Linked DNA regions of Homo sapiens: all the other regions are linked to region 3. Evidence: chromatin contacts called from ENCODE Hi-C or POLR2A ChIA-PET data. All regions are on one chromosome and are shown on one strand. Each heading gives the region's core, a stretch centred on a gene start or an enhancer-like site at or near the end of the contact. The rest is flanking DNA. Distances are from core to core; before and after follow the strand shown.

The links. Hi-C counts contacts between places; a loop is a spot of excess contacts on that map. ChIA-PET counts read pairs that join two places held with the same protein, here RNA polymerase II (POLR2A). Pooled maps may share reads with other maps.
Region 1: a pooled map shows a loop between it and region 3 (15-fold over the local background). The contact joins the promoter of CRKL here to the promoter of MRPL40 in region 3. A Hi-C loop is called at or near these places in 1 of 37 single-sample maps with no recorded cell type and 7 of 50 pooled maps. POLR2A ChIA-PET finds 5 or more read pairs at or near these places in 1 of 52 experiments (BJ).
Region 2: a loop to region 3 is called in a map of CD8-positive, alpha-beta T cell, with 11 times the contacts of the local background. The contact joins the promoter of THAP7 here to the promoter of MRPL40 in region 3. A Hi-C loop is called at or near these places in 2 of 168 maps with a recorded cell type or tissue (CD8-positive, alpha-beta T cell and naive thymus-derived CD4-positive, alpha-beta T cell), 1 of 37 single-sample maps with no recorded cell type and 8 of 50 pooled maps.

The regions. Positions count from the first base shown.
Region 1 is chr22:20,916,157-20,920,197 of GRCh38, forward strand. CRKL (CRK like proto-oncogene, adaptor protein) reads left to right here and starts at 1,251. Exons shown (of 3, transcript NM_005207.4): 1 at 1,251-2,089. The coding sequence starts at 1,779. RefSeq lists a silencer at 1,168-1,617 and an enhancer at 1,908-1,967.
Region 2 is chr22:20,999,535-21,003,604 of GRCh38, forward strand. THAP7 (THAP domain containing 7) reads right to left here and starts at 2,584. Exons shown (of 4, transcript NM_030573.3): 1 at 2,298-2,584; 2 at 1,722-1,877; 3 at 1,113-1,253; 4 at 1-898. The coding sequence starts at 2,377. The coding sequence ends at 346. It overlaps THAP7-AS1 (THAP7 antisense RNA 1), which reads left to right and starts at 2,388. Exons shown (of 2, transcript NR_027051.1): 1 at 2,388-3,295. RefSeq lists enhancers at 1-185, 1,438-1,647 and silencers at 2,248-2,417, 2,438-2,547, 3,189-3,579.
Region 3 is chr22:19,430,498-19,434,514 of GRCh38, forward strand. MRPL40 (mitochondrial ribosomal protein L40) reads left to right here and starts at 2,048. Exons shown (of 4, transcript NM_003776.4): 1 at 2,048-2,110; 2 at 2,768-2,851. The coding sequence starts at 2,058. It overlaps HIRA (histone cell cycle regulator), which reads right to left and starts at 1,236. Exons shown (of 25, transcript NM_003325.4): 1 at 943-1,236. The coding sequence starts at 979. RefSeq lists enhancers at 73-142, 91-838 and silencers at 1,123-1,522, 1,813-2,122.

The sequences.
Region 1 (4,041 bases), core at 1-2,500, 1.5 Mb after region 3:
TTGAGATGGGGAAATCAAGGCTGCAGTGAGCCATGATAGTTCCACTGCACTCCAGCCTGGGTGACAGAAGGAGAACCTGTCTCAAAAACAAACAAAATAAAACAAACAGGCTGGGCACGGTGGCTCACGCCTGTAATCCTAGCACTTTGGGAAGCTGAGGCAGGCAGATCACCTGAGGTCAGGAGTTTGAGACCAGCCTGGCCAACATGGTGAAACCCCGTTTCTACTAAAAATACAAAAATTAGCAGGGCATGGCGGCGGACAGCTGTAATCCCAGCTACTCGGGAGGCTGAGGCAGGAGAATCGCTTGAACCCGGGAGGCGGAGGTTGCAGTGAGCCGAGATCGCGCCCCTGCACTCCAACCTGGTGACAGAGCGAGACTCCGTCGAAAGAAGGAAAGGAAAGGGAAAGGGAAAGGAAAGGGAAAGGGAAAGGAAAGGAAGAGAGAGAGAGAGAGAAAGAAAAGAAAAGAAAAAAGAAAAGAAAGAAAGAAAGAAAGAAAGAAAGAAAGAAAGAAAGAAAGAAAGAAAACAAACAAAAACAAATAGGGATTAATAAATAGGCAGAAGCAGGCATAATCCGGGGCAGGGGAAGCCTCGGGGCCACGCCCGAGAGGCATTTGTATTTTACTTTCAGCAGTTCAGAGCCCATGATAGCCAGGTTACCCACTTGTGGACTTCCTTGACCACTTAATTGAGTCAATCTAACCCTCACCTTCTCTCTCCTCTCACTCCATTTAGCGGGTCACGTAGCCACTAGGGCTTCCTTAGCCTATCAGGCCACCTGGGGACTGAGTCATTCAGTCAGTCACCTATCTGGTGGTCACATCTGCCCCTGGGCTCATCCTTTTACTGGGCCACCTCGGCCCATCGGGACCTGTCAGTCCTTGACCTCCCTCAGGCCCCTAGGCTGGCCAGGTCGCCTCAGTGCCACGCCTCCCTGGCCCGCGATTCAGCCTGCACGTTACGCTTTGTTCCCAGAAGCAGGTTTTCGAAACGCGGTTCCCTCTCGGCTCCAGCTGTTTTCCTGCCAGCGCTGGGAGACCCGGCAGCCGCAGCGCCCCCAGCGGCGCGCAGCGGCCCAGGAAGAGAGTGCCTACCGCCGGCGCCTCTTCAGCCTCCTCCTGGAACGCGGGAGCGGGCGCGACCAGCGCCCACCCTGATCGTCGCGACGGTGCTCCTGATTGGCTGCGCTGTGTGACGTAACGGGAGGGCCCCGGCGGCCGCCGGGAGCCGGGGCCCAGCGCGTGCGCAGACGGAGCGCGCTGAGCGGAGGGGGAGGTGGCTGCCGCTTCTCCCGCGTCCGCCATTTTGTTGCTGTGGCTATTGGGAACAAGCTGGGCAAAAGCACCCCGGAGGCGCGACGCTCCTTCGAGTTCGGTGCCTCGTGTGACGGCGGGGGTCGGTGAAGACCCGTCGAGCTGCGGCGCCGGCGCGTTCCAGGCCGGGAGTCACTGGAGGCACCCCTGGGACGCCGAGCAGCCCGAGAACCCCGGGGTGGCCTCCGCTGCGGCTCGGGTTTGCCTGCCCCGACCCCCCGGCTCTGCCGTGCATTCCCGGGCGGCTCTCTCCGTGTGGCGGCCCCGGAGCAGGCGGGCGGCGTCGGAGGATGCTGCGGGCCCGGAGCCGAGAGGAAAGTGCTGGCCCAGCCCTCTGAGCGCTCCTCGAGGTGTGCGAGAGGCCCTTCCTCGGCCCCAAAGCCGTCTGCCGGGCTAAGGCGTGCAGAGCAGGCGAGGACAGCCGCCGCCCCTACCGCCGCAGAGTCCCCGGTCCAACACCATGTCCTCCGCCAGGTTCGACTCCTCGGACCGCTCCGCCTGGTATATGGGGCCGGTGTCTCGCCAGGAGGCGCAGACCCGGCTCCAGGGCCAGCGCCACGGTATGTTCCTCGTCCGCGATTCTTCCACCTGCCCTGGGGACTATGTGCTGTCGGTGTCCGAGAACTCGCGGGTCTCCCACTACATCATCAACTCGCTGCCCAACCGCCGTTTTAAGATCGGGGACCAGGAATTTGACCATTTGCCGGCCCTGCTGGAGTTTTACAAGATCCACTACCTGGACACCACCACCCTCATCGAGCCTGCGCCCAGGTACGCGAGAGCCCTCCCCGACCGCGGAGGAAGGTCGAGAACCGGGTCTGTCGAAGAGTGCTTGTATAGGGGGGTGGGGCGCGCTTGAACCCATATTCCCCGCATTCTGAACCAAATTATTTTCCAGAAGGCCTTCCTAACAGAAAGCTAGTGTCAGGATCTGGGTCACTGGATAAGAGGATGCGTTTTTTTTTTTTCCCTCTCACGAGGCTGTTTCTCAATGTGAAGAGGATGCGTTTTGAATGTTTAACGGTGGTTGCATAGTTAAAATGCACGCTTTTTGCCTTTCGTGACTTTCTCTGGGTGTAATACTGATGCAGGGATTTGTTGGTTTTTCTAAAAACCTCTTTTTTTTTTTTTTTTTTGAGACGGAGTCTCGCTGTGTCGCCAGGCTGGAGTGCAGTGGTGCGATCTCGGCTCACTGCAACCTCCGCCTCCCGGGTTCAAGCGATTCTCCTGCCTTAGCCTCCCGAGTAGCTGGGACTACTGGCTCACGCCACCACACCCAGCTAATTTTTGTATTTTTAGTAGAGACGGTGTTTCACCATGTTGGCCTGGATGGTCTCGATCTCTTGCCCTCGTGATCCGCCTGCCTCGGTCTCCCAAAATGCTGGGATTACAGGCGTGAGCCACCACACCCGGCCAAAAACCGTTTTTAAGCCATAGACTTCTTTGAGAATCTGAAGATAGCCGAGCACTCACCACCCCACCCCCACCCCCACCCCCACCCCTCCCCGCCAAAGGCACGTACACACAAGTTTGCACACCATCCCGGGTGCTTGTACTCCCTCCAGATCTCTGAACTCCAGGTTAAGAACTCCAGGACTGCAGCCTTTGGAACAGTCAAAAAAATGAAAATGCTTTAGCGTTTAGAAACAAAAAAACCTTTAACCAAAATATCAGAACTGTATATTGATACTGTGGTGCCAAGTTTGAAGCAGGCCAGACACCACCACTTTTATAGTACGTTAATTACAAAGATAAGAGAAGGTGCATTGGCTTCAGCGAGGATATTTTTTGGAAAATTTATTGCATATTTTCTCCCCGAGGACCATTAGTAGGCCAGAGATCAGTCTGGTTAATTTCCAAGGTGGAATTAGGCTAGAATGTTATTAAGGAAAATTTTTGAATGACACTTAGTTGTATCCTAGTTCAATTTCAGACATGCTTTTTGTGTTAAGTCTAATGATTTTGTATTTCTTATTTTAAAATTAACGCAAAGTGACCAAGCATTCTCTTTTCCAAGTGAAATACGTTATTTTAATTGATTAGTTGCTTTAATTTGCCTTAAGCGTTTTAGCAGAGATTTGCTTTTATTGTTGTGTTTGCCCTGTAACACTGATTTTATCAGAGGTTTCTTTTATTTAAATTATCCCAAATTTGAGTTGAAAAGTTGCCTAGAATTTTTAAAGTAACAAACTGGCCAGTTCGTTTCTTAAACATCTATTTTAAAAGGACTGGGTGTTGATACAGTTTTTCCAGGGTTAGATGTTTATGACTTTATGGATTTGTCGACCGGGTATTACTCTAAACTTTAAACATTAAAAGCTATTATAATTGAGGACACCAACTGTTTGCATAGTGGGATAGAGATAGAAAAAAAAAAGCCATGACAGTATAATGACTACAAGATTAACTACTGAACTAAATGGACTTTAAAAGTGGGGAGAAAGTGATTATAAATCAAATACTGTATAACAAAGACCAGGACACCAAGAATCTGATTGGTGAAACCTGCGGTTCCTGGCAGATGCTGGTAGTTGCAGTCAACTTTGAGCACAATATAATTCCAATTTAAGGAGTTGAGAATCTTAGAACCCACTGTAGTGAGATTTGTAATATGACTGAATAAATTCTTCCTCTCGTTTGTGAGCGTGAATTATATAATTAATACCAGGCATTCATTAAGCCATGCATATGCTTATGTTGAGGTCATGAGTACTAATAATACA
Region 2 (4,070 bases), core at 1,334-3,833, 1.6 Mb after region 3:
TCCTGGCCCCTACTCACACCATCCTGCCCCTTCAGAGAACCCTGTGGGGCACGGAGCTGCGCTAGCAGGGCTGACTGCCACCTGTCTACCAGTAGCTCTGAGGGGTGAGAGCCAGGCTCCCTGTTCTCCTTGGCAAAGAGCTTGGACTGAGCCCTCTAGGAGCTGCAGCCACTGTCTGGGGCAGCAAGCTTAGTACTCAGAGGGGCTCCAGCCCCCAGCTGAGCCAGACAGCAGGCCCTCCGTCTAGAATCCGCTTTATTATGGCACCTGGTGGGTCTGGTGGGATCTGAGGGAGGAAGAGGCTGCAGTCTTGCTGGGCAGCCCCTCGGTCAGTCCAGCAGCCCCTCAGGCCATGCTGCTGCTCAGCTGCATGGCAAAGTCCTGCACATGCTCCTTCAGAGTCTGGCGGGCATCTGCCTGTGCCCGCTTCTCCCGTGCCCGCTCCTGCTGCAGCTTGGTCAGTCTCAACCGCAGCCGCTGCTCCCGCCGCTTGCAGGCCTGCAGCTGGCGCTGGGCCTTGTCAAGGGCATCAAGGGCTGCCTCGGCTCGCCGCTTCCAGAGTAAGGCGCTGCCCACCTGGTAGCTGTGTTCATTCTGGATGTAGGCTCCGGCGGGTGGGGGCAGGCGCAGCATATACGCTGAGGGGGAGACTGGCCGTGGTTCGAGAGGGGAGGGCTGCCGCTCTGGTGAAGGCTGGGCGCTGCAGCCTGCTTCATCTGCCTGGGCACCCAAGGGGCCCAGTAGGTCTGAAAAGGGGCTGCTAAGGCCAGGCTCCAGCCTCCCAGCTGGGGAGGCCGGCAAAGTGGCAGGTGCTGAGGCCTCTTCCACAGGAAAGCAGGTGACATCAGCAGGTGGAGGTGGAGAAAATGGAGTTGTGGGCCCTCGGCCCTCGGAGCAGCTGGTAAGGGGGAAGAGAGAGACTGATGGGCTAGGCTGAGGGCTTGCCAGACCCCCCTCCACCAGCCCACCTGATCCACCCTTAACACCCAAACCCGATCCACAGGTTCTGTGTAGCAAGAACCCTGTCCAGCGAGACTGCTGGCAGACACCCCTAGGGCCCAGTCCCTCAGCCTAGGGGTGGGAGTGGGGCATCCCCCACCCATATCACATACCGCTTCCTGCATCGTCTGAGCCGGCTGACTTCAGCGGGGCCAGGTGGGTAACTGTGTCCTTTGGTCTTGGTTGTCCGGCGCAACTTGGAGAAAGACTCAAATATGGTGGGGACTGCCCCCTCCTTTAGCCTGTGATATCCACTGCGGGGAAAAGCAACCCAGATGAGCTGGAGAGCAAGTGCTGCCTCCCCAGGCCAATCTGCCCCCAGCAGCAGCGCCGTGGGATGCTGGAAGGCATCGTGCAAACAATACGTCTGGGGAACGCCAAGTTACAGCTACACCAATCGCTTCCCCGCAGGACTCCTCACAGTCCAGGTGTGTGGAAAGCCTGCATAAGCCGAGCTGGGCTGACCAGCCAGAAAGAATTCTTTGATTTGTGGACTTGCTGGCAAGACTGGGGCTCTGAAAGATACTCTCTGGAAAGGCTCCTGTTTTCCCCTTGTGTCACAGGCACAGTGATCCTGGGGGTGGGTTTCACTGTGCAGAGCTGGGAACAGGAAACAGCCCCCTTGGACGCAGGCTGCTCAAGGGACTTCCATGACCTGCAGCTGTCCCAGTCCGCCGGGAGCCCCACATCCTACCCCAGCGTCGGCCGGCAGGGAGGCCCACCTGATTCCCACCAGCTCAAAGCAGTCCTCCTCAAAGTGTTTGGAGCAGAAGTAGATGTACTCGGATGCCGGGTCCCACAGGCCCTGGCCGCTGGGGTCCAGCCGCTGGCAGTTGGCCAGCCACAAGCCTCGCCTCGGGTTGTCCTTCTTGGGAAGTCTGTGGAGCCACAAACCCGTGAGCACCAGGCTGTCCACAGCCCTGGGCTCATGCTGCCCAAGCACCCCAGAGGGGAAACGCAGACCCAACACGCGCCGCCACGAGACCTCCCTGCGACCCCGCCGGGTAAGCACCACCGCCCGGGCACAGACGAGGCAACGGAGGCCTCGAGAAGAAAAGCAGTTTCCTCAGCGTCATCTGGCAGGTAACAGAGTGGGGCGGGTCCAAGCCGGCTAGACTTCCCGTCCTCCCCTTCCCGACTGCATTCAGTCCCGCCGGGACCGTTCCGCTTCACCTCCCACCCACAGGTTCAAGCCTCCTCAGTATCTGAGAAAGGCGCGAAGCCTCTACGCAGTTGCGACCCGAGGCGAGCAACAACTAGCGCATGCGCACGTGAGCCCGCGGCGCACGCGCGCTGACCTGTGGAAGGAGATGCCGCGGTTGCGCGTCTCGCGCGTGTCCCGTGTGCAGCAGCCGGCGGCGGAGCAGTGACGCGGCATCTGGGAAAGAGGCGGGAGTTAAGTCGCAAGCGGCTCTCCGGGCATCCGGAGGAGCCTCGCGCCTCCAGCCGCCGCTCCTCCCCAAGGGGCTCTGGCCTGTCGGGTCCCCCCCGGCCCGTTGTCGCCCCAACCCCGTCCCAGCCGATTCTCTTGACTTCTGTCAGCGGCACTCACGCTCTGGCCATTGCTGCGCCGCCGAAGTCTCGCGAGGGGTAGCGCGCGCCGGAAGTTGGTACCATAGAGACTGGAGAGCCGGAGGTGCCCCCGCCACCGGGGCGGGGCGGGGCGAGGTCCTAGCTAGCTGGGTTAGTAAGCGGCGCGAGCGTGCGAGTTTCTGACGCGCCCGCGTCGTCCCAGCTCCCTGGACTACCAGTATTGTCGCCCACGTGGGCTTCTCTTTCGTCCGCTCAGGCCTCACTTTTCTCCGTAAACACCCCGGCACGATGGAGCGGCCCCAGCGTTCGGGAGCGGCCCGGGAGCGGAAAGCGGCAGTGTCCTGGGAGCCTCGAAAGCCGCAGGGGCGGCAGCTCGCCTCGGAATGACCTCTGACGGAAGAAATAAAACGGGGCCTGGGACGCTTGCACGAAAGAACCCGACAAAAACCAGAGCCCGCACTCACTCTCGTACTGGGGAGGTGGACTTCAGGGAGGGTTATCTGGAGGAGGAATCTCTCAAAGTACAACACAGGAGAAAGACAGTATCGCAATACAGAAATTTTATTTTTTATTTTATTATTATTTTCCTGAGACCGGAGTCTCGCTCTGTCGCCCAGGCTGGAGTGCAGTGGCGCGATCTCGGCTCACTGCAAACTCCGCCTCCCGGGTTCACGCCATTCGGCTGCCTCACCCTCCACAGTAGCTGGGACTACAAGCGCCCGCCACCACGCCCGGCTAATTTGCAATACGGAAATTTTAATAGGTAATTAGCTCTCCTAGCGTTATGGTGGGGAATACAGAGGGATGGTTGCCTGCCGCACCCTCCCCTCACTATTCTTCGCCTTCTTCAGCCTCAGCTTCCACGGAATCCATGCCCACATCTTCATAATCCTCCAGAGCTGCCAGATCCTCGCGGGCCTCGGAGAATTCCCCCACTGCCATGCCCTCCCCCACGTACCAGTGCACTAAGGCGCACTTGGCCGAACTTATGGTCCAGGCAGGCCCAGGCCTCCGTGATGGCCGTGGTGTTGCTCAGCATGCACACCGCCCGCTGCACTTTGGCCAGGTCTCCCACAGGGACCACCGTGGGGGGCTGGTAGTTAATGCCCACCTGTCAGAGATGGGCAGCATAGAATGAAGTTTATATTGGCCTCAGAAATGGGAGCTCATTAAAAATCAGAGCTGTGGACCAGTTCCAACACTGTGTTTTAAGAATTGCTTCTATATTTTTTGGCATTATCTGTTATCTATCGACAATTAATATCCTTTGACGACTTTTTTTTTTCTTTTCTTCTCCTTCTTCCTCCTTCTCCTCCTTCTTTGTTGTTGTTGTTGAGACAGGGTCTAGCTCTGTTGCCCAGGCTGGAGTGCAGTGGTGCAATCTCGGCTCACTGCAACCTTTGTCTCCCAGGTTCAAGCAATTCTCCTACCTCAGCGTCCTGAGTAGCTGGGATTATGGGCATGTAAGATGGAGCCCGGAAGACGGAGATTTCAGTGAGCTGAGATTTCGCCACTGCACTCCAGCCTGGGCTACAGAG
Region 3 (4,017 bases), core at 798-3,297:
TGCAAAGTAGAAATGAGGAACAAGACAGCATCAGGGTGACCCTTTGCCTGTCAACAGTCAGACAGGCCAGAATCAGGCCCTGGGCTGGAGGAGTCTCCCTGGGTTGATTTCTGTGCTACAGTGCTGTCAGCAGAGTGGGGTGGGGGAGGGGGAGGCGCGCTTTTTTCATCTACCCGGGGAGCAAACACCAACTCCTGCAGCAGTTCTGCCAACAAGGCAGAACTATGACGAAACTGATTACCACTAGCCTCTCTGTATCAGAGTCAAGATATGGGGTGGATGAGTCCGTTCCCCAAGGGTGTGCTTTGGAGCCACTGCCACAGAGCTAAGAAGCCCCTCTGCTAGAACACACCTGTGCCCTATCTGCCCAACCCTAGTTCACCCTGATGTCCCAGCTCAGCATTAATCGTGGATCCTTCGCGGGGGCCCGGGGCCCCCAAACCCTCCTATTTAGGGACCACAATTCCCCAACTGGGGGCACTGTCCCCAGATCCAGAGGGGCAGTAACAGTCCCTCTTGCAGATTTCGGATCTTCATCCTGCCACTGAAAGGCCACAAGGGGGATTTCATCCCGGTTTCACCTTCAGGACCGTCTGAGCACTTCTCGGGCGATGCAGACCAGTGGAAGGCACTGGCTGGCACCAAGGCCCGCTCCTGGGAGCCAGGCCGCGGCCCCTCCAAGGACCACAGGTGGGCAGCGGAAGACTCAGAGCAAGAGCCAGGGGCGAAGATGGCCCTCGCTGCGGTCAACCCGGAGCACGTGCTGGGGCTCACCAGCCTCTCCGCGCTGAGGACAAAGTCCGCTCCCGCCGGCTTCTTGGCTTGGGCACCGGGTACCGGGCGTCAGGGGCGAGACAGGCAGGACTTGCGCGCGCCCCGACTCGACTCCAGACCCCGACCCGACTCCGGGCTCGGCCTCCCGCGACCCCTGCGCGCACTCACCATTGTGGTTGACCCAGGTCGGCTTCAGGAGCTTCATTGTTCGGCCGCCGCCGCCGCCGGGCTGAGGCGAGCGCCGGGTCCCTCAGCGCGCCCGGGCCATGGAGCCACCGCCGCCGCTTCCTCCCGCGCCACCCGCCCTCCGGCCGCCGCCCGCCCCGCGCCCTCAGGGCCGCCGCGCCATCGCCGGCCCGCGCCCCCCTCCGCCGCCACAGCCGCCACCCGCGCTCGGCCGCCGCCGCCGCCACCACAGCCGCATCCCCTGCGCCGCTCCTCCTCAGGCGGCTCCCGGGCAACGCCGGAAGTCACGGCGCGCACCTGCCAAATCGCCCCGGCGGGAAACCGCTCCCCACGCGGACTGGGCCGCCCCGGCTCCTCCGCTGGCAGGGGCTTCGGGTCGGGCCCGGGCGCGGGCGCCCCAGAAAGGGCGGTTCGCCTGGACGGCGGACAGCGAGCGGGGCCTGCAGTTGCAACCCGGGCCGCCCGCAGAGGCAGGCGGGGCCCAGGTGGCGTGGACCGCCCGTCACCAGCTCTGCCTCGCCAGTCTGAGTCCGACTTATTAACTAGCTTCCGTCATTCATCAACACGCGCTATTGGGCATCTTGCGAGCGCCGGGCTCCGCGCCGGCGCCGGAATGCGATCCGGGCTTCGGACTCGAACGAATGCGGGGGACGAGCCAACCCTGGTGGGGGAGGCTGGGGCGGACGCGTTTATTAGAAGATCGGGGCCGTTTGCCTAGACATGAACATTTGGACTCGGAGGAGCAGAGGGACGCCCCCTCGGCCGCTCCGGCTGCACTGCGGAGCCGAGGCCCGCGCGAGGGCGCAGACCGACCAACCGGCTAGGGCCTGACTGGCTAGACTGTGCCCGCTGCAGAGGCGCGCTCCCAGCACAGGGCGGGGACGGAAGGGAGGACCCCGAGCCGCGTGAAACGCAAGGCCCTCGTGTGTGCGCAGCTGACACCCTAGGCGGGGCTGCGTCGGGGGCGGGGACAGGCGCGTCCCAGCCCACGCAGCCGGAACGCCTGAGCGCTGGGCGCCTGGTCTGCCGGACCTCAGCAGGGGGCACCGCGGGCCGGACTGTGGAGGGGCGCACGCCCGGAAGCGGCGAGGGTAGCCATGACGGCCTCCGTGCTGCGAAGTATCTCGCTAGCCCTGCGCCCGACTAGCGGGTGAGTGCGGACGCTGGCCGGATAGCGGAGTGCCCAGGGCGCGTGCGGGGTCTTCGCGACTGTCCGCCAGGACTCGCCTGTGCTCCCTGCTCGCCTCCCAGTCCACGAATATCTCAGGGATGAGCCATCTGGTCGTGACTCTTATGCATGAAAATCTGAGCACCCTGGCGAGCAGCGGTCCTGCTTAAGTCCTCTGTGGTCTGAACGAAAGATTTTGAAAAACCTTCCACGTTGACCTTGCTGTCATATCAAGTAGTTAGAAGTGCCCCGGGTTTGGGAGCATTGCAATTTTTTATTTTCCTGTGAAGTGGGAGAGAATCAGATATTTATTTATTTATTTGAGACAGAGTCTCGCTCTGTCGCCCAGGCTGGAGTGCAGTGGCGCGATTTCGGCTCACTGCAACCTCTGCCTCCCGGGTTCAAGCAGTTCTGCCCCGGCCTCCCGAGTAGCTCGGATTACAGGCGCCCAACACCACGCCCGGCTAATTTTTGTATTTTTAGTAGAGACGGGGTTTCACCATGTTGGCCAGGCTGGTCTTGAACTCCTGACCTCGCGATCCACCCGCCTCGGCCTCCCAAAGTGCTGGGATTACAGACGTGAGCAACCGCGCCTAGCCTGGAGAAGCAGATATTTATACATACTCTTGTATCTTTCAGGCTTCTGGGAACTTGGCAGACGCAGCTTAGAGAGACTCACCAGCGAGCGTCATTGTTGTCTTTCTGGGAACTCATTCCCATGAGGTAAAACTCAATCGAGGGCCTGACCTCTGGGGGTAAAGGTGTCAGTCTATGTGTAGAGAACAAAGCAAGAATGCTGGATGTGTGGTTTGCAAAATTAACAGCCTACAAAGTTTCTCAGTTAAATTTAGGCCGATGCTTTTCTGTTTTTCCAACATTTTCCAAACCATAGATTGTTGTTTGTAATTTTTAAAATTTGAGCAGTTTCTCAAGAAGTAAGTATTCTCCTTGAAGGGATTCTTGTGTGTTTTAAAGGACACAGCTTAAGTTTCTGTTTCTCCATGACCCTTCCTCTTCCCTGCCCATTCGGAGGCCCTGGAGAGTGTGGGGAAGATGCAAGTATTAAAGGTATTTCCATCTGGCACTCTCGACTCTTTGTAGATACTTGATTCAGTCAATCTTGATAGTAAAGGATTTGATTTTTCTTTTTTTTTTGAGATGGAGTCTCACTGTGTCACCCAGGCTGGAGTGCAGTGGTGTGACCTCGGATCACTGCAACCTTCGCCTCCTGGGTTAAACTAATTCTCCTGCCTCAGCCTCCCAAGTAGCTGGGATTACAGGCGCCCACTACCACGCCCGGCTAATTTTTGTGTTTTTAGTAGAGACGGGGTTTCACCATGTTGGATGTTGGTCAGGCTGGTCTCGAACTCCTGATCTCAGGTGATCCACCCACCTCAGCACCCAAAGTGCTGGGATTACAGGCCTGAGCCACCGCACCCAGTCCACAAATCAATTTTAATAGTAATAAGCTTCTAATCTAACAGTTTGGTATTTTCACTTTTGAGTGTAATCCCAAGGCACACCTGAATCCCAGCAATAAAGAGGAACACTTCCCGATTTTATACCCTGATGCCTCTTGTTGCTTTTGTACTTTTTTTTTTTTTTTTTTTTTTTTGAGACAGAGTCTCGCTCTGTTACCCAAGCTGGAGTGCAGTGGCGCGATCTTGTCCTACTGCAACCTCCGCCTCCCAGGCTCAAGTGATTCTCCTGCCTCAGCTTCCCGAGAAGCTGGGATTACAGGTGCGCACCACCACACCCAGCTAATTTTTGTATTTTTAGTAGAGACAGGGTTTCGCCATGTTGACCAGGCTGGTCTCGAACTCCTGACCTTGGGCAATCTGCCCGCCTTTGCCTCCCAAAGTGCTGGGATTACAGGCCTGAGCCACTGC